3 separate regions of the Mus musculus genome follow, and regions 1 and 3 are each linked to region 2. Evidence: chromatin loops called from intact Hi-C (ENCODE). Cell type or tissue: heart. All regions are shown on one strand.

What was found. A loop is a pair of places that touch in the nucleus more often than their neighbours do. Peaks named below come from ENCODE experiments on the same cell type or tissue, not always from the same donor. Only the 100,000 strongest peaks of a DNase experiment are listed, where the experiment ranks them.
Region 1: a loop joins it to region 2, with 2.0 times the contacts of the local background. A loop is called at or near these places in 11 of 42 quality-filtered maps.
Region 3: it touches region 2 in a loop (2.1-fold over the local background); 5 of 42 quality-filtered maps call a loop at or near these places.

The regions. Positions count from the first base shown.
Region 1 is chr15:86,155,039-86,163,038 of GRCm38, forward strand. It overlaps Cerk (ceramide kinase), which reads right to left. Exons shown (of 13, transcript NM_145475.4): 4 at 4,056-4,181; 5 at 1,550-1,613; 6 at 1-81. Among named protein-coding and RNA genes, the nearest start is that of Gm15569, 27 kb to the right of the region's middle. In heart, CTCF peaks have their summits at 4,206, 4,807 (motif pointing right) and 6,986 (motif pointing left); a DNase peak (open chromatin) is centred at 4,933.
Region 2 is chr15:86,202,389-86,210,388 of GRCm38, forward strand. No RefSeq gene overlaps it. Among named protein-coding and RNA genes, the nearest start is that of Gm22818, 6.3 kb to the right of the region's middle. In heart, CTCF peaks have their summits at 3,111 (motif pointing left) and 4,152; DNase peaks (open chromatin) are centred at 343, 1,993, 3,093, 4,183 and 1 weaker place; H3K4me3 peaks cover 592 bases; H3K27ac peaks cover 958 bases; H3K27me3 peaks cover 6 bases.
Region 3 is chr15:86,136,135-86,144,134 of GRCm38, forward strand. Gramd4 (GRAM domain containing 4) reads left to right here. Exons shown (of 19, transcript NM_001379572.1): 19 at 1-1,492. Cerk (ceramide kinase) reads right to left here. Exons shown (of 13, transcript NM_145475.4): 12 at 6,548-6,756; 13 at 2,967-5,478. The coding sequence ends at 5,424. Among named protein-coding and RNA genes, the nearest start is that of Gm15569, 46 kb to the right of the region's middle. In heart, CTCF peaks have their summits at 1,691 (motif pointing left) and 4,368 (motif pointing left); DNase peaks (open chromatin) are centred at 682 and 1,704.

The DNA of each region.
Region 1 (8,000 bases), 47 kb before region 2:
ATACCAGCGCTCTGCTGCGTCCTCCCAATCACCCCATGCAGCACCTCGCTGAACATGCCGTCCCCACCTACGCACACGATGCTGCAGGAGAAGCATAGGTTTGTTGAGCCTGTTAGTCCTCTTCTTGCAGTAGCTGGGGGTGGGGGTGGAGGGTGGGGGGGTTGGAGGTAGCTTGCAAGATTGGCCTACCAGACATTTGGAAATGGTTTCTGAACACCCCCCTCCCCTGCGTGATGAGGTCTGGCCATCCTGCCTAATTTACTTTTTTTTGGGGGGGGGGTGTTTGAGTCAGGGTTTCTCTGTGTAGCCCTGGCTGTCCTGGAACTCACTCTGTAGACCAGGCTGGCCTCGAACTCAGAAATCCACCTGCCTCTGCCTCCCAAGTGCTGGGATTAAAGGCATGCGCCACCACGCCCGGCTTAATTTACTTTTCCAAATGGGATTCTTCACAAACCCTGGCTTCTCCTGCCAGGGATCAGGCATTCTGGTGGTTTCTAAGCAGAGAGTACACATGTGCCTGGTCAGCCATCATCAAATGCCTATGGTTTAGGGGGCTGCACAGATGGCTCAGTGGTCAAGAGCACACACTGCTCCTCCAGAGGACCTGGCTTCTATTCCTAGCATCCCCGTGGCAGCTTACAACTCTCTATAACTCCAATTCCAGAGAAGATGATGCCCTCTTCTGCCTATCAGGCTTGCATATGGTACATGTACTTACATACACGCAAGCAAACCAACACATACACAATATAAACGAACAAACAAACTCTAACTTGGGCTGGGATGGCTTAGTGGCAAAGAACCTGCCTAGCATACAAACAGCCTGGGTTTCATCCCCAATACTGCAAAAATAGATATTAAAAGTTAAAAGACATTTGTGAATTGAGATGCAAGCTTTCCAGGAAGAAACAGCAACCCCACACGGTAGCTGCTGAGAGGCCCTCATAGGGCATTCGATCCCATTACAGATGGTTGTGAGCCACCATGTGGTTGGCAGCACTTGAACTCGGGACCTCTAGAAGAGCAGCCAGTGCTGTCAACTTGTCACAACCTAGACTCACCTGAGAAGAAGGAATCTCAACTGAAGAAGTGTCTCCATCAGATTGACCTACGGCCATCCAAGTCTGTGAGAGGTTGCCTTGATTGATGTGGGAGGAACTAGCGAGTTGGGTGGCCTTGCTGTGCCCAGATAAGAGGGGAAGCCTGCTCCTATTGTCAAACACCGCCCCCCACCCCAGCCCTGGGCACAGTCTTGGGAGCTCAGGAAACAGGAGTCGAGGTGACCAGGTGAGAGCCAGGTCAAACAAGTGGGTAAGGAAAACTAAGGGGAGATATTGGGTGGTCAGGATAGGGTTTACAGTGTGCTGTCCATGCTGGAGATGGTTGGAGAGGGTCATGGAGACATGTGTACATCAGACAAACGTGTCCTACGACATGGAGGGAAGGCAGAAGACATGCCCACAGTCCAGGGCAACCCAAGAGCTCCCACAGGGTAGGTCTCAGATAGTGTTCACTGTCTGTGACCAAGAGGAAAGCAAGCTCAACTCACCCATCATAGCTGTCTGTGTTGATCTCGTATAAAGTCTCCTTGGCTTGGTTGGCATGCTCTGTAACTGTGGGGGGGAAATGTTGCAATGGGACCGTTTATCTTCACATCTTGGAACCCATGTGTAAGCTAACTGCCAACTGATGCTATTTTATAAGAGGTCCCAGAAAGCTCCCAGGAAGATTTCTCGCAAGAAGTCCCACCCCAGACTTGCCTCACTGCCTTTTTACAAAAGAGTAAGGCGGCCTCTGTGAGAAACGGCCATCTCAGGATCCATTCTACCAAGACCTGATATTCCTCCTAGGCTCCGCCCAGTAGTTACCTGGCAACAGCCAGGTAGTATAAAGGGGCTGTTTGTCCCCTCCTCGCTCTCTTACTCTCTCTTCTTACTTTCTACTTACTCTTCTCTCTGACCCTTTTCCCTCTCCCCTTCCCCCTCCCGCCCTCTCTCTTCACGTGTTTCTGGCCCAGCCTCTGCTCCTGTGTGCTCTCTTCTCTTCTCTCTCTCCCCTCTTTCCTCTCTCCCCTCCCCCCTCCTCTCCTCTCCCCTCCCCCCTCCCCTCCCCTCCCCTCCCCCCCTCTCCCCTCCCCTCCCCTCCCCTCTTCTCCCCTCCCCTCTCCTCTCCTCTCCTCTCCTCTACCTCTACTCTTCTCTCTCTCTCTCCCTCTCTCTCTCTCTCTCACAGCACAACACTTGGCACATGTCGGAAACTAATTTCTTTTCTTTTTAGTTAATGTGCATGAGTGTCTGCCTGCCCGGATGTATGCGTACCGTGTGCATGCAGTGCCCACAGAAAGAGAGGGTCAGTGGAGCCCCTGAAGACAAGTGATACACACAGTTGCAGTGTGGGTGCTGGGGATGGGACCCTGGACCTCTGCAAGAGCAGCAAATGCTCTCAGCCACTGAGCCATTTCTCTAACAGCCCCAACAGAGAATTTCACTGACAGCAATGAAGAGTAGCTTGTTGCACTTATTACTTACTATACAGGTCATTTTATTTGTTTGTTTGTTTGTTTTTAAAATACGTTTACATGTAAGGAGGAGATAAGGTTAGCCCACAGTCTTTGTGCCCAACGTGAAAAGGCAAAATTGCGAGTGAAATTTAGTGCTCACATGGTTGACTCTGAGTCTGTGTGTCCCCACATCACAATCCCTCATGCTGGAGAACCCTTGGGAAAGGTCGCTTTTTTTTTTAAAGATTTATTTATTTATTATATGTAAAGTACACTGTAGCTGTCCTCAGACACTCCAGAAGAGGGTGTCAGATCTCATTACAGATGGTTGTGAGCCACCATGTGGTTGCTGGGATTTGAACTCTGGACCTTCGGAAGAGCAGTCGGGTACTCTTACCAACTGAGCCATCTCACCAGCCCCCGAAAGGTCGCTTTAATAAAGCTGCTGTCTAGTGTTCCTTTGGAGCCCCACATCTCCTGGTGGGAGCATCTGCAGTCTTACCAGTGTGCTGTTATCATGAAGTGTGCCAGGGATACCTGAGTGCCCATCTTGGTGTACCTGACTGTTCGCAGATTTGGAAGCAGGGGATAAAGGGATAACCTCTTCATTTTTAGACTTTTGACTTGTATTGCTATTATTATTATTATTATTATTATTATTATTATTATTATTATTTTGGATGCAGTGTCTTTCTGTGTAACCAGGCTGGCTTCCAACCCTCCAACCCCTGTCCTCCTGTGTCAACCTCCTGAATGCTGAGGTGACAGCCCTTCCCAGCTGCACTGTCTTACTAACAGAGTCATACCAAGCCCCAGAAGGCCTGCAGGAGCAGTGGACCGTGTCTGTCTCCCCCTCTGAAACCAGCATCCCTCTGATGACAAGAGTGCTATGATGTGGGGTTACAAAAATGACTTATGCTGTGACATTCTGAGACATCCACTACTTGTATCTTTTCCTGAAAGGACTTCCTGTCTAAGAACTCTTTCTTTTGTTTGTTTGTTTGTTTGTTTTTTAAATCTCCTCATTGTTCCTGTGAGTAATATATATATATATACATATATATATATATAGGCAAAGTACATTGAGTACATTAGAGGTTTTTTTCCCATTATTTTATTTATTCACTTAACATCCCTATCCCAGCCCTGCTCCCAGTACCACCCTCCCAAACTCCTCCCCCCAGTACATTATTTCCTTTGCCTTCTTCCAACCGAGTGTATAAAACACCCCCGACTGGGCTCGAAATGACCATCTAGGGCAGTGGCTCTCAACCTGGGGGCCACGACCCCCACTGGTGTCATCTATCAGAGAATTACATTATATGATTCATAACAGTAACAAAATTAGAGTTATGAAATAGCAACAAAAGTTCTTCTATGGTTGGCGCGGGGGGGGGGGGGGGCGGTTACCATAATATGAGGAACTGTATTGAAGGGTCGCAGCGTTAGGAAGGCTGAGAACCACTGCTCTAGGATAAAGCCTCCTCCAGGGGTGGCATGTGAGTCCCTCTCGAGCTGGCTCCTGCATACATGCCCCAGTGCCCGACACACTTACTGATGATCTCCGTAGTGATGGAAGCCAAGGTAAACAGAGGCGCCACTGTTTTTTCATAGATGCGCTTGCCCTGACCTTTCCCTCCGAAAGGGTTGATGAATACCAGCAAGTGCTTCGGTCTTGAAGCTGCAAAACAACATCCACGCACACGGGGTCAGTCACGATGCGTGCAATAAATTCCAACTCGGTTAGTGTGCTGCTGCCGCTGCCAGTAAAAAGCTGATAAGTTCTGACAAAGCGTGCTTGGTTATCAAAGGAGGAAGGGCACCGTCTGTTGAGGTGAGGGCAGGGCTCTGCACATGCGTGGGGCACCTGGAAGGTCCCTATCCTGGCCGAATCTCATGAGATGTGGGTGTGGGTGGCTGAGGCTCCTTCTGCCCATGGGAAGGACGAGGCTTTTGAGGACAAGAACAAGATGGGAATAGAGAAAGGAGCGCAAGGAGAGGAAGACAGGCACAGGCAGAGACAGAAGGAGTTGACTGGATGCACAGCGGGAAGAGAGGTTCCCACAGCACCACAGCCTGGCTTCAGGCTTTCCCTCAGTCCCCACCAGTGGCTGGGTCTCCTGAGACACCCCTGTTTTCCTATGAAACTCACATACATCTATTTTGGCTGATGTAAGTGCACAGCCACATAGGTGTATCGAATCACAGTAACATGAAGGAAGATGCCCAAGGAAACCCTAAGATGAAAGTCTACATCCAAACTTGGACATGGTGTTCATCGCTGAGCTGTTTAGGTTAGCCAGCAGGGGGCTACTCCACACCAGTGGGGTTGGGTGAGTGGCTCACAGCTAAGTATGGAGCACTTACCCATGGAAAGAATGAGTGGCTAACCTCTAGTAGCCAGGCACACACTCAGAGGGTGGGCTAGTGGCTAACTGTGGGTGCACACCCAGAGGTAGGGCATCACCAATGGACAGGTGCACACCCAGAGGTAGGGCATCACCAATGGACAGGTGTCAAAAGCACCGTGGATGTATACCACGGGTGTATACAAGACAGCTCATCCTCGTGACTCCATTTGCACTAGGCTCTAGTGGTGAAAAAGGCAAAGCCAGCTGGGAGGCTGCTCTTATGACTAGAGAAAATGGAAATACAGTGTGTTGGGAGTGGAGCATGAGGTGGGGGGGGGTGGAACATGAATTGGGCCTTACAAAAAAAAAAGGTAAAAAGAGAGAGATGGGTGGGGAGGGGAATGAGAAAGAAAAAAGGAAAGGGAGGGAAGAAAAGGAGGAAGGAAGGAAGGAAGGAAGGAAGGAAGGAAGGAAGGAAGATCAAACCTTAAGGGAAAATCAGGGGATATAAAGGTTTCTAAATCTGACAGGCATGGTGGTACGCACCTGTAATTTCAATACTTGGGAACTAGAGGTAGGAAGATCAAGAGTTCAAGGCCAGCCTTGGCTACATAGAAAATCTGAGGCCAGCCTGGGGTATATTAGACCTACTCTCAAAATAAAGAAGTAAAAGGAAACAAATACAAAATGAAGAGACTTATACTATGTCTGTCTCACATTTTATCATTTCTGGTTGTACAGAAAACCCAGGTGCAGGGCCAAGGAGATGGCTCGGTAAAATGTTTGCTGTGCACACGAGAGAATCTGAGTTCAGATTCTCCGTACCTACAGAAAAGCCAGGGGGATGCTGGCCAATCGTGGTACACGCCTTTAATCCCAGAACTTGGGAGGCAGAGGCTGGCGGATCTCTGTGAGTTGCAGGCTAGACTGGTCTAACATAGTGAGTTCCAGGACAGCCAGGGCTACACAGAGAAACCCTGTCTCAAAAGAACAACAACGACAATAAAAAGAAAAGGAAGGAAAGGAAAGGAAAGGAAAGGAAAAAGAAAACCAGTTTTCATTGTATGTGACCTTTTTCAAAGGACGCGGGGGGTGGGGGGTGGGGGGTGGGGGGGGCATTTCTGAGTGATTCATAAGAAGTCACTGTGACCTCTGAGGCACAACCAGACAGGGACGTCACGGAAAGGAAGTCACAGGCGTACTATCCCTAAACCTAGATAAGACACTCCTAAGTGAAGTTTCAGGAAGTCAGATGCAGTGATACAGAGAAGGGCAGAGGTCACCGGCAGGATGGCCGCTCTGAGAAGAGCATTAACAAGCAGACGCAGAGTGGGAAGTCCTCAAATCCAACACCTGTGACCACCCTGCCCGCCCCCCCCCCCCAGCCGTCCCCTTCTGGGATGACTAGGATTCTTAGAAGGGAAATCCATGGTTGTGAGGAAGCTGGCAGGTCCCTTGCATTCCCTGTGGTATGTCCCCAGGTCAGGACTGAGACAACTGGTGTTGCTGTCACACTGCACTGGAGGCCCAGCCTGGGCAGCACTTATATAGGAAGGGACAAAGAAGGAGGTGACCCATGCAAGCCTTAGAACCAATAAGTAGATCTGTCAAGGACAATGATGAACTTCTATTAAATGTCTACAAACAAGCAAGCAAGCAAGCAAGCAAGAAAACCGTGGGTCAGATATGCTGTTTCACTCCTATAATCCTAGCACTTCAGAGGCCGAGGCAGGGGGATCATGAGTTTGAAGCTTTGAACTTGAAGTAGATAGTGAGAACTCTCACCAGAGAACACAACAACTGGCCTGTGAAAACAAATGAACATATGAGGCATAAAAGCAGGTCTAGTTATTTAGACCTTCCCAGGGTCACGGTGACATCTGTGAAGGAGTGGGGGCCTAGGGACTCACTGAGTGTCCTGCCATGCTGTTGTTACAGAATGCTCAGTGTGAAAGATTACAACCACTTCTCTGTCTGTTTCAAGAAAACATTAAAGCAAGGCTGGGGAGGGGCTCACGGTTAAGAGCTCTTGCGGTTCTTGCAGAGGACTTGGGTTCAGTTCCCAGCACCCACACAGGGGCTCACAGCCTTCTGTTGCTCCAGTTCCAGGGGATCCAGCACCCTCTTCTGGACACTGTAGGTACTGCACACAAAGGAACAGTTCCCGGGGCAGAGCTGGAGAGATGGCTCAGCAGGTAAGAGCACTGACTGCTCTTCCAAAGGTCCTGAGTTCAAATCCCAGCAACCACATGGTGGCTCACAACCATCTGTAATGGGATCTGACACCCTCTTCTGAAGACAGCTATAGTGTACTTACATATAATAATAAATAAACCTTAAAAAAAATTCCCGGGCAGGGTGGATGCTTGCTTCTGACCTCTAAGAGCATAGTGCACACGCATACTGGCAGATGGAACATTTAGACACAAAAAATAAAGTGAATGCATGTGAAAAAGAATTTTAAAAATATGTCAAGCGGGGCCGGGGAGATGGTGCATTCGATAACATGCTTTCAAAGCAAACACCAGGACCAGCTCAGTCACTGGGATCTATGCTCACAATTTTCTTTTGTTGTTGTTGTTTTTTTTTTGTTTTTGTTTTTTTTTTTTGTTTGTTTTTTGAGACATGGTTTCTCTGTATAGCCCTGCCTGGAACTCACTTTGTAGACCAGGCTGGCCTGGAACTCAGAAATCCACCCGCTTCTGCCTCCTGAGTGCTGGGATTAAAGGCATGCGCCACTATGCCCGACTTTTTTTTTTTTTTTCACAATTTTCTAAGAGCTAGGTGTTGGTACACACACTTGTGATTGTGATCCCAGTGCTGAGGCTGTGGAGACAAATGGATCCCCTGGGGACGGCCAGCCTAGGCTATTTGGTGAGTGTCAGGCCAGTGAGAGACCCTGTCTCAAATAAAAGTTGGGAGACTCTGGAGGAATGATATCCGAGATTATCCCCTGGCCTCTACACTTGCGTGTGCGCACACACCTACATATAGAGTGACAGACAGACAGACAGGCATACACACACAGCGATAATAGAACTAGAAGCTAAAAGTAGAATAGCTGAGTGCAGACTCGTGTGCTGTTTTATGGCCGTGGGAGTCTTCCGTGAGCTACAGAGAAAGAATAAAACTTCCAGTGGGCACACGTC
Region 2 (8,000 bases):
AAAGGATCCTGGAGTCAATGCAGAGAGGACTGGGCAAAGGGAGAAAAAGAAGGAACCCTCTGAGAAGTCTGAACCTAACAGCAGTCCTGGTGTCCCATAGACACCCAGAGCCACTGATGGTTCTTGAGCTACCATTGTGTGATGGGCCACACGTCTCTGGAGAAGAATGGGCCGTCATGGTGGGGAGAGATTCCTGGGGGAAGCTGGTGGGAGTCAGGGTCCTCTCCCTTGGTTTGCATAGTCCCTGCTGTGCCATGGGCAGGACCCTTGGCAGGTTGGAAAACCAGCTGTGGCTGGGACAGGCAATAGCAGCATCTGGGGCCAGTGACTGACAGGAGTCAGAGAGAAAAATAAGGAAGTGGGCAGGGCGTGCTCTCAAGCCCAGCTCCGGCTCTGTCTGCCACGTCCTCCCTGGCATCTGCCTGCTGCCTGCAAACCACATTCCAGCTTTGACAGCCCTTAGGAAGGAGCCCTGAGCTGAGAACCCACAGTGGGTAGCCTAGGGTTGAGGATCTATCTAGTTGCTCAATTTCGGCTTTAAAAAAAAGAGGAGGCTCTGACTCAGCTCTCTGTTCCCTTTAACCTCTCCCCTCTCTACTCCAGTTCTCCCCCCGCCCCACCCCACTCATCTGCCTCCCCCAGATCTCGACAGAAGGTCTGTGGGTTGGGCGGGGCAGAAACCATAATCCTCAATTTATAGGCTGGAAAGGTGAAGCCCAGGCCACTTCCCCACCCCCTCCCAACACTACCAAGTCTGCACCAGAAAGGACAAGACCCAGCCCTGAGCTAAGCCCATTCTTCTCACCCCAGAAGAACCTGAAGACCTGACTCTGACCCTTTCACCCCTCCACTGTAAACTGGGTGGTAGGATCAGGAAGGGCCAAGAGTGTCCTGTGCTTTGGGACAAGGCTTCTGTGGCTCTATAGCCTTCTGGGTCTAGTTTATTTGATGAGCATGCTCTGAACATCCAGCCTGCTGCTGACCAGAGACACTGTGAGGAAGGTTGTCGCCTGCTGGGCTATCCACCTAGCCAGAACTGTGAGGCTAGAACGAGGAGCTGGGTTTCAGACACAGTCCGTCTGAGGACTTGCTAGATGCAGAACGAGCAGTGAGGATAACAGACCGTATGGCAGCCTCTACTCAAGGGGTCCAGTTCCCTGCTGGAGATGAGTCCTTTGCCTGCCATAGTGGGCTATCTGCTGGCCAATCCCTTCCACACAGGGCTTGGCATCCAAAGTGGATATGCTTAGCAGTAACTTCCCCAACCTCCCACCCTCCCACTGCCTTGTGAGGGTCAGGAGAGGGAAGCAAAGATGGTTAGGAGCCTGGCGGTGGTGGCACATATGTTTAATCCCAGCACTCAGGAGGTAGAGGCAGGGCAGAGCTCTGTGAGTTCGGGGCCAGCCTGCTCTACAGCGAAACCCTGTCTCTAAGAACCAGAAAACTGGTTAAGGGAGGACTTTGGGTTCCATGCAGGCATAAGAGGTCCTGCTTCCATGGGGCTCCTTGACACTGCCAAGGCTCCTCATCTCCAACACATTTTCTTATTGAGCAGCTCCACCCCAGGCAGCCTAAGACACTCATTCTTTCTGGATAGTGCTCTTCCCTGGTGGTAGGCTGCCCTTAGCCCAATCCTTCATCTAGCAGCAAGAGAGGGAGGGACAGCTGCAGGACTGACCCTGGCCTGAGTCACAGGGTCATGGCCTCTGTCAACAGCCCTGGGGTTGCAGAAGCTGTGGAGGCTGGGTGCTTCCCCCCCCTAGGAGTCTGTTCTCTTCTTCAGTACCCAGAGATGTGAAGACCACAGCAGCTCAAGGATGAAAGGGGGCCAGGAAGCAGGAAGCTGGAGAGAGCGAGGGTGGAGCCTGCCCAGGGTTGGCCTCCAGGGCCTCTTCCCAGCTGCACTGTGTGTCATCAAGGTCATTGTAACATTTTCCTGTAATTAAGAGCAAGGAGAGAAGGGCTCAGGAAGAGTTGGATCCAAGTGGCAAAAGCTCCACTGAAGTTTTCTTTCCTTTCTCCTGTCGCGCATGCGTGCGGGTTTGTTCTCCCTCTCCTGCGCAAATGGAGGAACCTAGTCCCCGCCCCCTCCTGCACTCTGAGCCTCCCATTTGACAGTTGCTGCCTTTGGGGACAACTCACAGTGTCAGACACTCACTGCTTCTCCAGGTGTCACTCCGGAAAACCCTGGGGCCAATGAGACCGAGACAACACTAAGGAGCCGTGTGCATGGGGTCGGAGGGGCTTGCTCACCAGAGCCAGGGTGTGCAGCGCCTGGACAGACGCTCTCGCGGTGCTCTCTCTGCTGCCAGGGAACTCTTTCTGACTTACCTGTCCACTTGTGTGATACATTCATCCTGAAAGTCCCCTGGTTGTCCCAGCTTGTTCAATGTATCAGATACATCCATCCAGCATCTCTGCCCTGGACCCTCTTTGTTTTGCAATAAGACAATTTAAATATCTTATGAATTGAAAATAGACAAACTATCAGACACCTCAAAGGCTGGAACTCTTCAAACCCCACTTGCAGAAATCGCAGTGAACCAACCTCACTGGGAACAAGGGGATGCTGACATGAGGAGATTACAATGGGCTGGTGTAGTGGTTTGAATAGGTTTGCCCCCCCCCCCCAAGTGTTTGAATGCTTGGCCCATGGGGAGTTGCACTAGTAGGAAGTGTGGGCCAAGTTATAGAAGGCGTGGCCTTGTTGGAGGAGGTGTGTCATTGTTGGGGTGGGCTTTGAGGTTTCTATGTTCAGGCTTCTCTCAGTGGGTAAGATAATCTCCTCCTGGCTGCCTTCAGATCAAGATGTAGAACTGGGCTTCTCCAGCACCATGTCTGCCTGGATGCTGCCATACTTCCTGCCAGGATGATAATGGACTGAACCTCTGAAACTGCAAGTCAGCCCCAGTTAAATGTTGTCCTTTGTAAGAGTTGTCTTGGTCATGGTGTTTTTTCACAGCAATAGAACCCTAACTAAAACAGCTGGAGAGACAGCCTAGCAGTTAAGAGCACTGGCTGTTTTTCTGTTGGATTTCCTGCACCCTCATAGTGGCTCAGAGTCTGTAACTCCACTTCCTGGGAATCCAATGCCCTCTTCTGGCCTCCACGGGAACTGCATGTGCATGGTGCACAGTCATGTATGTAGGCAAACCACCCATACACATAAAATAAAATAAATAAAAAGAGGCATGGCTAGCTTCTGCTATGGGAAAGCTTCACCATAGTAAAACTGATGAGTGATCACGCAAGGCAGGCTTTGTAAGATATACTGGCAATATAGTACATGTATCCTGATAAATAACTTGCCCTTAGCTAACCTTCAGCCCAGGCAGGACTATTAACACTAAGGTGCTTTTAGAAGTTGATTTGAATGGTCATCCATCTTCCAGAAAGCCCTGCATTTTAGTGGACTAGGGGGATAGAAAAGGTCTGCCCCTAAGCCTTGTCCAGGGGTGAGTGGTATAAGCCAATCAGAGTGATTGCTGTAGGGATGGCAAGTTCAGCCAATCTTGGAGACTATAGATTCCCTCCCCCCTCAATTATCAGATGTGTCAGGTCAGTCCATCTGTTATATAAAAGAACGTGGCTAGAGAAATGGCTTACTTAGCAATGTGTTTGCTGCACATATAAAAAAACTGGGCACAGTGGTCCATGTCTGTAACTCCACGGCTGGGGAGGTAGTGACAGGGGTTCCTAGTGTTTGCTGGTTACTCTAGCCAAATCAGTGTGTCCGAAGTTCAGTGAGAGATTCTGTTTCAAAAAAAAAAAAGGTGTAGAGGGACTGGACAAGATATTTGGCTTGGGCTCTACATGTATGTGGACACCTGTGGCGTGAGCACAGAGTACAGTATTTGCACAGAGCCTACACATACCTTCCCATGGACTTTAGTCATAGCTTATGTAACACCCAATACCATGCAAATCTATGAGGTAGTTGTCATACTGTTCTACTTAGGAAAAGATAATCAAAAGTCAGACGTGGAACATGTAGATACAGAGACAACTGGTATCTAAACTGAAGCCAGGCAGTGCAGGTATCCACCTGGGCGTGACCACGCCTGGCTTAGGACTGGATTCATTACTACACAGCAAGCTCCTAGTGGCTCTGAACTAGAATGCCTGCCGCTTCACTGGGTACTGGCAGCCATCCTATGATAATGAGGGAAGCCAGTTTGCAGCATTTATTACCACCGGAAGGAGGCCAGAGGCAAGAGCCTGGTTCCTAAGTGGACCTGCAGCCTGGGCTGGCTATATCCAAAGTGTGACTTATTCCAATTTTTTTTTTCCATTGCTCAACCAGTAACTTCCTGTAATTGTTTAAGTCAGTGTATGTTTTGTTCATCTGGAAACATTTTAACTCATACAGTGGAAGTCTAGAATCTTCTCAGTCTACATGTATAATGCAATCTAACAAAAGATGGAAATGTGTCTTTCCAATGAATAGTAGCCCATAAATTATTTCTATTCTTCTAGTGACCTAGGCCCTCGTGAATACTGATATCCTGCTCAGCCACAGAACTGTATCCCAGCCTTCTTTTTACTTTTTGAGACAGGGTTTTTGTTTTGAGGGTTACTCTGCCCTGCACCGGCAGCTGTGTCGCAGTTCATTTAGCCCACTGCTTTTACAGTCGGACGTATGACTGTCATTTTTCAGTTTTCAATAGTGGTAGAGATGGCACTGAAGATGTGTGTCTCTTTGCCCAGTTCTGTAGGGTAAACGCCTAGATGCTGAAGTGAGAAAAGTTTGTACGTTTGTAGAGTTCTGCACTCATTCGGTTTGTCAAATGGCACTGTAGAAATGTGGACCTGGTTTACACTCTCACTGACTCTGATGCTTCTCAGCCACGTCGTGTGTATGTGTGTGTGTATGTGTGTGCACGCACATGTGTGCATGGGTATGTGTTTCACTGAAGAATATTTGTTTGGAGAATGGGTCTTGTTATGTAGCCCCGGCTGTCCTGGAACTCTCTATGTAGATCAGGCTGGCCTTGAACTCACAGAAATCCACCTGCCTCCCCAAGTGCTGTGATTAAAGGCATATATGTCCACACCTATTCTGTTACTGGGGCGGGGGGAGGGGGTTGAACTTGGGCTCTCAAGCCTGGTAGGTAATCATCCTATCTAGAATTATATCCACAGTCCTTTTAATGTTTAAACTTTAAAATTTTGAGACAGGGTCTTGCTAAGTTTTACATGCTGGCCTTGATCCTGCAATCCTTTTGTCTCAGTCTCTTGGGTACGTGGCTATACTTCACTCTTTTTCATCTTTGTCAATCTAGAGATGAATGCTATTTCATGTATTTTCTATTAATTCTTTTAAAAGATTTATTTATTATGAGCATACTGTCACTGACTTCAGACACACCATAGGAGGGCATCAGTTCCTATTACAGATGGTTGTGAGCCACCATGTGGTTGCTGGGAATTGAACTCAGAACCTTTGGAAGAACAGTCAGTGCTCTTAACTGCTGAGCCATCTCTCCAGGCCCTTCTATTAATTTTTAAAGTCTCCTTTTGTGCAGCTCAGGCTGAACTCCAGATCCTCCTGTTTCTGCTTCTTGGGTGTTGACATTACAGGTTTGTGCCATGTGTCCTGTTTTTGTTTACAATTTGTATTTCCTTTTAAAATGTCTTGATTAATTTTGCTTTTCTTAAAACACATACTTAATTATAAAAATTGTATCTATTTCCTATATGAATTAAAAATATGTATAAAATATGTTCATTTTATGTATATGAGTACACTGTTGCTGTCTTCAGACACACCAGAAGAGGGATTCCATTACAGATGGTTGCGAGCCACCAAGTGGTTGCTAGGATTTGAACTCAGGACCTCTGGAAGAGCAGTCAGTGCTCTTAACAGCTGAGTCATCTCTCCAGACCTCTGTATGGAATTTTTGATCTTCTTACTTACAAGGTTTGTGTATATTAACTCCTCTTCAGATATGCTACACACACACACACACACACACACACACACACACACACACACACACACACACATACACACACACATATTTTTTTCATTTCAACTGTTTTTTTTTTTTTTTTTTTTTTTTGGTTTTTCGAGACAGGGTTTCTCTGTGTAGCCCTGGCTGTCCTGGAACTCACTCTGTAGACCAGGCTGGCCTCGAACTCAGAAATCCACCTGCCTCTGCCTCCCAAGTGCTGGGATTAAAGGCGTGCCACCACGCCCGACATTCAACTGTATTCTCGACAAACATTTAACACACCCAGTCTTCACCACATGCTTCCCGCTTTGCTCTTGTAGTGAGAAGAACACGTAATTTCAGGGAGGAAGGATTTATTTTGATTGGTGACTTGAGAGGGTACAGTAGGAGTGGTCCCAGTCTGATTACATTTTATAGGCAGCTAGGAAGCAGAGAGAGCTTGGGCCAAGCTAATTTCTTAAAGTGTACCCCCAGTGATATGCTTCTCCGACTGAGGCCCCACTTCCTAAAGGTTTCCCATTTCCCTAAAGCCAACAGCAGCTGGGGATGAAGGATTTACATACAGCAGCCTGTGAGGGACATCTCACTTCCAAACAGAACCATCTTCTTACTGGGCAGCTGCCACAAAAGTTTGCCAGCTCCTGTGGAGCAGATGTAGGTGGCTACGTCTCTGAGGGACCTTGGGTGAATCAGAGCTTCTGATCTTGTTTGCAGTTCTTGGTCAGAGAACACGACAGTCAGTGCTAAGGAGGAACGGTGCTGAACATCCCAGGCTCTGCCACAGGTGGACCCTGAATGCTATGGTACCCGATCTGCCAGGCAAGTCGTGCAAGAGTGGTGTGGGCTAATCAGCCACTTTAAAAATGAGATCTGAAGCCTGTTACACAGGAGGGAATTCATGCCTGGTCAAAAGTCCATAGCCTGGGAGGTCATAGGCCCTAAGGGAAAAACCTACTGCGGCTGTCTTGCTAAAAGGGCCTGTTATCAAACTGCCTTTTAAACATTGATGTTTATCGCCTCTCTTTGCAGTAGGCAACAGTCAATTCAGAGACTCAGAACAACTCAGACTATTGAGTACTCAGGCCTAAAGGAAACGTCTGAGTTAGTCTATTGTCCTCAAGGCTCAAGGAACTTCACAGGAGTGGGAAGAAAGGGAGAGAGGGAAGAAGGAGTGAGCGTCAAAGCTGGGGAGTGGGAAGGAGCGCTGGGATGGCCATTCAGCTCGGCCTCCCAGCCATCACACTGAGACCTGTGTTACCCACTGGTTCTCGATTCATCTCTTTCCTTAACCGATGATGTTCCTTGCATTTTGTGCTGTCTCACCTACACAGCCTCAAGTCCTGGTCACAAGAGACCCAGTGCGACCTCCCTCCTCATTCCTCCAGCCTCCCAGTGAACCCTGCCGTTTCTTGACTGCATTGTTTGAATAATCTGCCTCACCCCGGAGTTCACAGCAGCTCAGTGCAGAGCAGAGCAGGAGCTTAGACACACGCTAATGTACATGCAAAGATCATAGATGCGGAAAAACCACACAGACTGTCACAAGCACCTGACAATAGTCTGCTTTAAGATACTATCATGACAGCACAAGGAAACCTATGAATTTTCTGATTATTGTTTCAACACCCAGAGGGCAAACACTCCTCTGGATTTGGCTTTTAGCATTCTCATGCTTTAAAAAAAATGGTATTAATAAAACAGAGCACTACTAAACGGTATTGTGCCACATGCATCCATTATAGCCTTTTCTCTCAACCGTGTGAAATTAATGTTGATGTCTGTAAAAGTGAATTTATTTTTTATTACCAGAGTTTTCTAGCGGGGAAACTCGTTTGTCAATTCTTCTGCAGATGACATTTTGATTGCTTTTCTTCCCACCCCCACCTCCACTAGGAGGGAAAATGAAATGAACACTCTTTTCCTTGCAGAGCTGGGTTCTCCGCTCCAGGGCGTATAACCTGAGGGAAATTGCTGAGTTGCACAGTATCTTTATCTACTAGAGAATTTTAAAGGGTCGGAGTTATCGAATGCACTTGAACGACCCTC
Region 3 (8,000 bases), 66 kb before region 2:
TGAGGGCCCAGACTGGCGTAGTGTCGGCAAAAGCACACCTTTTTAACACTTGGCTCTTTGGAAGGTTTCGGGGCGAGCATTCTCCACCCTGCTGTTAAGTGAGAGACTCCATGGTCATCTGGCTGGCGTTTGGCCTCCAGGCTGCAGTCACTCTGGAGTTATGGGAGGACCCTGTGCCACAGCAGACAGCTGTGGGCAGAGCCTAGAGGTTAGGGGCCAGAGTTGCCTTGTCCTCTAACATCTAACAGTATTTATTGTCTCTTACTGCACGCTCTGCAGGGGTAAGGCACATCCCATCCCACCCATGCTCCCTGCCCCGACAAAGGTGGAGACTTCACAGGTGGGCGATCTTGCAGGCCTGGGCCTCTGGGGGGGGCAACCACGACGCCACCTGTGAATCTCCCAGGTGGACCACTCTTGTCTCCTTCAGCTTGTCCCGAGTCCTTCAGATGTCACTGAGATTGCTTTTTTGAAGAAACAGAAGATTATATTTTTTACAGAGAGCAAGCTGTCTTTCTTATTTTTGTACCATTTTTCAAATGTAATTTTTACCTTTGCTCCAACGCTCGTTTGCCGGCGTAGGTGTGAGGCCCGGTGGCTTGGGCTCATGACACCTCATTCCCAGGGGACTTCAGGCCACACACTGGGGGTGGGAAGGGCTTGCCAGGCAACCAGATCAAGCACACATACCACTCCAGATGCGTAGCAGAGGCCACACAGCTCCAGGTACATAGACGGAGGAGTCTGGATGGGGAGGCGGGACCCTCGACCCAGGGCCGTGGCTTGGGCCCCTGGAATATGCTTGTGCTATGAAGAGCACGGAATCAGAGAAGGAGCACCCCAACGTGCCAGAGGGAAGGCAACATGGCCTCTGACCTGTCCGTGAGGATGGCTTCATGGGTGATAGCCACACATGGTGGCTAACACTTCATGGACCCTGGCGGTGCCTGGGTTGTGAGTGTTGCCACCCCGGTGTGCTACAGAGAGGCCTTAAGCAGGGAAGGCTTTCAGGGTGGAATACGTGGTTTAGTTTGAGTCTCTTTCTTTGGGAAAGAGAGATGAAGACTGACCATGGGTCAGGGCAGTAGGTCAGGGAGGTGGCCCCAAGTTCTACCATTAGCCACCGGCAGATCTTTGAGTAGAGCTTAGGGGGTCAGGGCTGGGCCAGGGGCCTATGTAGCTTCTAGGCATCCTTACAGAGACACTGGGGTTTGTACTGGATTGTGTGATCTGGGCAGGTGTTTAATTGCTCACTAATCACTGACCTAGAATGTTCAATTTTGTATGTGTGAAGCTTGAGTCTGTTTTGGATCTGTACATAATTGTTGCTGGTGTAACTTTTGTTCTACAAAAGGATCATATTCTATAAAGAACTGATAGGAAAAAAAATCCTCTGTCACTTTTTTTTTTAAAAAAAGAAAACCTTGTTTAGATACAAAGTCTTGTATAAATTATAATTTTTATTTAATAAACCTAAAATGCTCTGTGCTGAGTCTGAGGAATCCTTTGTTCTTAGCTGAGTGTGTAGATGTTGGTTGGTAGATCAGCTGGGTAACTCTCAGGTCTATACCATACCAGAGTCTTCGTGGCCACTAGTGCCATTTGGGTCGAGCACAAAACTGTCTATGAGACTGAAGGCTTGGGTATGAAATGGGATGGGGAGTGGGTGCTGATTGCTCTACTGCGCCCCCTGGTGTGAGGGAAGCTAGGAGCAGGAGGTAGTCCTGGGGATCCCAGAAGACAGACCGGAAAAGTAGCTGGCCCTGGGTGTGTGAGGGGGAGTCTGGACCAGGCAGTGCCTTGGGGTTGCAGTGTTGGCCTTGGCTCCATTGAGCTGTGGTCTCTGCCACCCTGGGATTCTGAACAGAAGGGTCTCTGGCAAAGCTGTGACTTTATTGATTCAGATACTGACATTGGGCACAGGGGAGATACGAGAAAACCTGGGAGTCAAAACCCAGATGGGCACACGGTTGGTGCCTGGCCCCACCTCTGCCCCAAATGAGCGGCCAGTAAGCTGCCCAAACATCTTTGGAAAGGGGCTACAGGGCCATAGGACGGGCACTGCACGTTCTGTGCATTCACCCACACATCATCCCGCTACTGGCCCATCCTGACATCTATCCACACTTCATACACATGTACTTCATCCATCCATCTTCTCTCTATCCATAACATATACCATCCACCCATCCACCCATCCATCCATCCATCCATCCACCCACCCACCCACCCATCCACCCATCCATCCATCCACCCACCCATCCATCCATCCATCCATCCATCCATCCATCCATCCATCCATCCATCCACCTACCGTCCTATCCATCCAACCATCCATTCATAGCACACACTGGCTTTGGTGCTGTGCCATAGCATAGTCAGAGTTCCCTTGGAACTTGGCAAATAGAATACTCTCAGCTCTCCCGAGAGCTCATCCCACCATTTGATCCTAATCACTCCTCTTTCACCCTCTCTGTGCCTCTGCAGTTGTCCTTCCTGAGCCTGTGGCACGACCTCTCAGCTGTATAACGCCACCATGCCTAGTCCTGTTTGAGGTGCTCATCTGGTTCCCTTAGGCCAGGCAGAGTGTCTGAAGGCGCAGTGCATGCAGACCCCAATACATGCTGCTGTGGCTGGCTCTACAGAGACAGCATTCATGCTCTACTCAGCATAGCTGTACCATATGAGCACAGCTGTATCCGTGCGGTTCCTTCAGGCTAATGGCAGAGCCTACTAGCTAAATAACAATGCAATGGGAGACACACACCAGGTGACACAAGGAGGGTCTGCTCAAATGTTAAAATGTCAGCAGAGTGACCCAGGAGGGTGGGGGTGGGGTGGGGGGAGCAGATAAGTCAGGAAGAACACCATGAGTATTTAGGGTGGCATTCAGTTTCTTAGCAAAAATTCATTAAACTGTGTTTTCATTTCTCTTTTTTTAAAAAAAAATCTGCATTGAAAAGAACTTGTAAATGAGGATGAGGGGAGGCCATAGTCTGCCCAAAGTAACTTTATTATTATTTTTTTTGTCTTCTCAAATATACCAGATCAAATATGCCACTTTCTAATCTTGAAGCCAGCAAGACCAGGAGGCATAATTGGGCCATTCTTGTGTCAGTGCTCCCAGTCAGTGCTCCCAGCTCCAGGAGATTGCATTGGCTGAAGCATCCTCTGGGAAACCAGCCGCTCCCCGGTCCCCGTTCCCACTACTTAGTTTCCATAAACAAAAATAAGTTACAGCTTATGACTGTTGCCTAATTGGTATGCACCAGTGGGAGTTAAAACATGGGCCAGACCCTAACAGGATCCTAAGTTGCCACTGTCTAACCTTTACCCCTGTTTTTTCCTCCTAAAATACCTAAGACCCGGGAAGTTTGGGGTATTGCATCTAAAAAGCATCATGAAGACTGTCTACTGCTTGTGAATGTCAGCACGCCCCCCCCCCCAATCCTGCGCAGCCGTGTCAAGGGCCCTAAGTGTCTGACACTCATGATGCTCCATGACTGCGCCGGGGTTGGAGATTCCGAGCGTGGCTTGCACTGCTAAGCACCGGCAAAGCATCCTCTGACTGCATCTCTCCTCCAGCCCTGGCAGCGGCAGGGGTGGACCAGGGCGTGGGTATCATGTAGCAAGGTCAGTGAAGACCTGAGTCCTTGGAGGACAGTGCAATTCCTGAGATCCAGGGGCACCCACAGCTGCCTCGGGCCCTGAGCCCCCTCTGGAATGCCGGGGGCGAGGGGCCACATTGAGGTGGACAACTGAGCATCGGCCCTCACGCTGCTCCAGGGCTGCCTACCTACTCACAGAGCTGCTAGGCTGGCACCTTTGGGCTCTGCCCATCCAGGGACAGATCTGGATAGAAACTGCTAGTTCATTTACTCTTTCTAGCCAGCTTTCTACTCGACAATCATTAAATAGCACCGCCGCACAACTGCCTTTAAAGTGGTCCCTGAACATGGCCGCCTTTACAGCTGCTCTTTTGTCTGGATGGGACTGAATACTAAACAGAGGATTTTGTGTATGCCTCGAAACAGAAGTCAGTGCAAGAGGACCTGGAAAGCCGTGTGGCCTGCAGAATTCTGTAGCGAGTAACTGGACCAGCACGAGATGCACACTTCCCCCAGTGCAGAACCTAAAACCAGCTCTTGTAACAGTCAGTGCCCTTCCCCGTTTGCAAGTCAAGTTTAAGCTGTGTAGGCCTGAATTTCACATAAAACCCTTTTATACACATTTCAGATGCATCCATCTGGAGACACAGCACAGGCCATAGTATGTGGCCGAGAAGCCCCTGGGTTGGGAATGCCTTCAGAGGAAAACTGGTCATGCGCCCAGGGCTTCGGCCTGAGCAGCTTAGCGCCCCCTTGTGGAGACAGAGCAAATAGCCAAGACGTGATGGATAGGGAGAAAGCTATGAATAAGAACAGAATCCACAGTGCGGAAGAATGGATGTGGAACCAGGAGTAGACATAAGGCTTGCACCAGAGTACCTGGGGGTGACCCGAGATCACCCACCATTCGCTGGTGACAGTCAGGTTGAGGGTGGTATCGAACTCACCGAGTACCCTCTGTGTGTGTCAGTGACTCTCTGTCCCCGCCACCCCCTACCTCTTTCAAAACCCAGCTGTAGAAGTGCTTTGATTCCAAATGGAGCCTCCTCTTAGCCAGTGCTTCAGACTGCCTTGGCCAGGGTGTGCAGGCTACCAGGGCTGACAGAATGAAGCTTCCAAGTGGGCGCTTTGCTGAATTGTCTCACGGGATGCGGCTGTGATGGCAGCAGACGTGGGGGATCCTGAGGATGAGACGTCACCCTGGGTGTCTTCTCGCTGTGACATGGCCCTGCTCTGCAGGCATGGCTGTGCGGAGGACCTCGCTGAGTCAGTTGTGGTGTGCAGCAAGGGCCACATAGCGACGTCCTGATCGTAAATGAAGGTGTGTGTAAAGCGGAGGCCAAGACAGCTATTTACCTTCCCAAACCTGGCCACGGACAATTCCAGAGGAAGTCCCACCAAAGGGGTCAAGGTGACCGGGTTTTACCCATGTGACCAGATGGTGTAACCTGATTCCTGGGACGTAGTCATATTATAATGTCCCTAAAAATTATTGCAGTGTAGCCCACTAAGGGGCTGTCTTGAAATATGCACGGTCGGCATGGCTAAAATCTAGGAAGCCAATGCCCGGAACCAGCAAGTGCCATTTGCTGAGAAGAAGTGAAAAGCGACTCGGAAGCGGGGCCGAGGGTACCAGGTATGGATACAGAACTGTTGACAAAGCTGTCTTTTCTAAAAACCAAGATTTACCTATCAAAAATAAATTTCTAAATTCAAATGGATATATCAACATAACTGGTCTGTCGAATTTTTCTTAAGTAATTTCCACACTCCCCGAGCTCAAGGCCGACAGCTCCTGGGCTTTGGGGTTCTTGCTTATGACTCTTCCTCGATTCCCCGAGCAAAGAGGCGCACCAGCTGGCAGTGGACCCTGCGGGCACAAATAGCAGTGTTCAGATTCCACGTGTGTCTCATCACTCACAGCCGACCCCCCGAACCCCGCACCTCCCAGAATCTCCCAGTTCTCCTGAGGTCTCCGAATGTGCTCTACAACCGCACTGACAGTCTGTTCTCAAAAGACAGCATGCCTTATTCTTCTTGTGGGGAGAGACTTTTCCTTGGCCAGTTCTGTTGGTTTCTATCCCAGCACCACATGTTGGGGAACAAGTGCCCTCCACCAACGAGAAAGGCCATGAGAGCCTTCCTCCAGCATCTTGCTGCTTGGATGCTGGGCACTTGAGGCGTAGTTAGCAAGTTCCAGGGGCGGCTCCCGTTAAAGCTCAGTACCAACCCTGTTGGCTAAGAGTGACCCTGAGCTGCCTTTGCGTACCTCGGTGACTAAATGGGTGAAGTCACTCAGAGCCAGCCACCTGGCCCCAGGTTCTTGCTCATGTCCTTGTGGGCTACCAGAGGCTTCCAAGGCCCCTAAGGCTGTGTGGTGTGGCCTCTGTGGGCTCCTCTGAAGCTCATATGTGCTCGCTCTTTGCCTGACAGAATCAGCATGCCCGTCCTGATCCCTCTGACTCCTGCTTGGTGCTCCACGTCCCAACCTTGAGCACCTGTCACTGACCACAGGCACCTGGGGCACGGAGTGGGGAGTGAGGGTGGGAATTGGGGGGGGGTGGGGAGGGTGGGGAGTCCAGGACTTAGAAAGTACCTAGGAAGCCAGTCACTTTTGCTTATTTTAACTAGAGAGGGGGGACTATGACTGACAGACACCAAGGACAGAATGGCAAGGATGGCAAAGAAAGAGAATATAGATCAGAAGAGCCTCAAAACCCCTGTCGGCAACACATAGTGCCACAGAGTCAGCACCTGCCCCATGCAAAGGTCGGATCACACAGCTTCCACGCCTGGCATAAGGACACGGGGGAAGCAACGCCTGGTGCTTTCTGCCGCGATCCCCAGGGAGCTCCGGTGACATCTGTGAGGCACCCTTGGGCGGAGACAGCGTTTGTGGACAGCCGTCTGGGTGGGTGGCGGGGGTGCGGCCCACTCACCTGACCTCAATGGCCGGGCTGTGCATGACTTCGCCATCGCAGTTCCAGGAGCTTCTGGAGGCTGAGCAAGTGCAAGAGGGTCTGTCCTTGCAGATCTTCCCAAACTTCTGCTTCTCTTGTTCCTTCGAGTCATTGTCCTCGTCTTCCACGTGCTTCGACGTGAAGTGGAATTTCTTGACTCGATAAACTTCAACGAAAGTGAAGTCGAACTGTCAAGGCAAACATGGTGGGGCGGTGGTGAGTGGAGTGGGTGAGGCAAGCCTCTCACCTCGGCTGCTTCAGCCAGCCAGGACTCGTGGTCCTGTGAAGACGCAGACAACAGTGTCTCCAGGCCGCCGACCCTCCTCATCTAACAACTTAGAGACCGGATGTGCGCTGTCCTCCTGGGAGCTTCACACGACTGCCGATACCTTTGAAATCTCAGGTCTGAGGCTAGCGAGATGGTGCAGAGGTTGAGAGCTCAGACCACTTTTGCAAAGGACTCAAAGTTTGGGTCCCAGAACTCACATTAGGCAGCTCAACAACTACTTGTAACTTCAGTTCCAGGGGAATCCAACACGCCTGTTCTCTGAGCAATCGCACTAACATGTTGCGGGAAATATAAAAACGAACCCGCCAACTCTCCTCAGGGCTGAACTAAGGCTCTTGGACTCCTTCAGGCCCACCAACTCTCTAGCCATACCATGGGGCCACAGGGCTCCCGCTGGGCCATCTCTCCAGCGGTGGCCCCTCTTCTTCTTGCTACCACACAATGTCCCACAGACCCCATGGTCAGCCATCTCAACACCTAATTACCCAGTAGAATCAAAACTCTTAAAGCTTAATTAACCAATCAAATTTATATATCAATCATATCACAATTTACAAAATGCCAATACAATAATTTCAGAGCCAATTGATAATGATAAAAGCTTTATTCCAATATTTCTAACCTTGTGAAATCATCATAGCTACTTGTGGCTGGTAAACGCCATTCGGGTTCAAGTCCGCAGCCATCTTCCTTCCTCTCTCCCCTGAGATGTTCTCTGTCTCTGCAACTCTTAGCTCCGCCTTCCCTTTCCCTGTCCAATCACAGGCCTCCTCTGCACTAATGTAATTGGACAGGGAAAATTCTGGGACACTAACACACACACACACACACACACACACACACACACACACACACACACTTTTAAAAATCCTCCATAGATATAAATACTTTAAAGAGGGCTGGAGAGTTGGCTCAGCAGTTAAGAGCACTAATTGCTCTTCCAGAGGTCCTGAGTTCAATTCCCAGCAACCACAGGGTGGCTTACAACCACCTGTAAATCGGAATCGGATGCCCTCTTCTGGTGTGTCTGAAGACAGTGACAGTGTACTCATATACATAAAATAAATAAATAAATCTTTAAAATACATACATACATAAGAATCCTATACTTCATTAGGGGTAATTTTTAGAATTCTCTGTTTC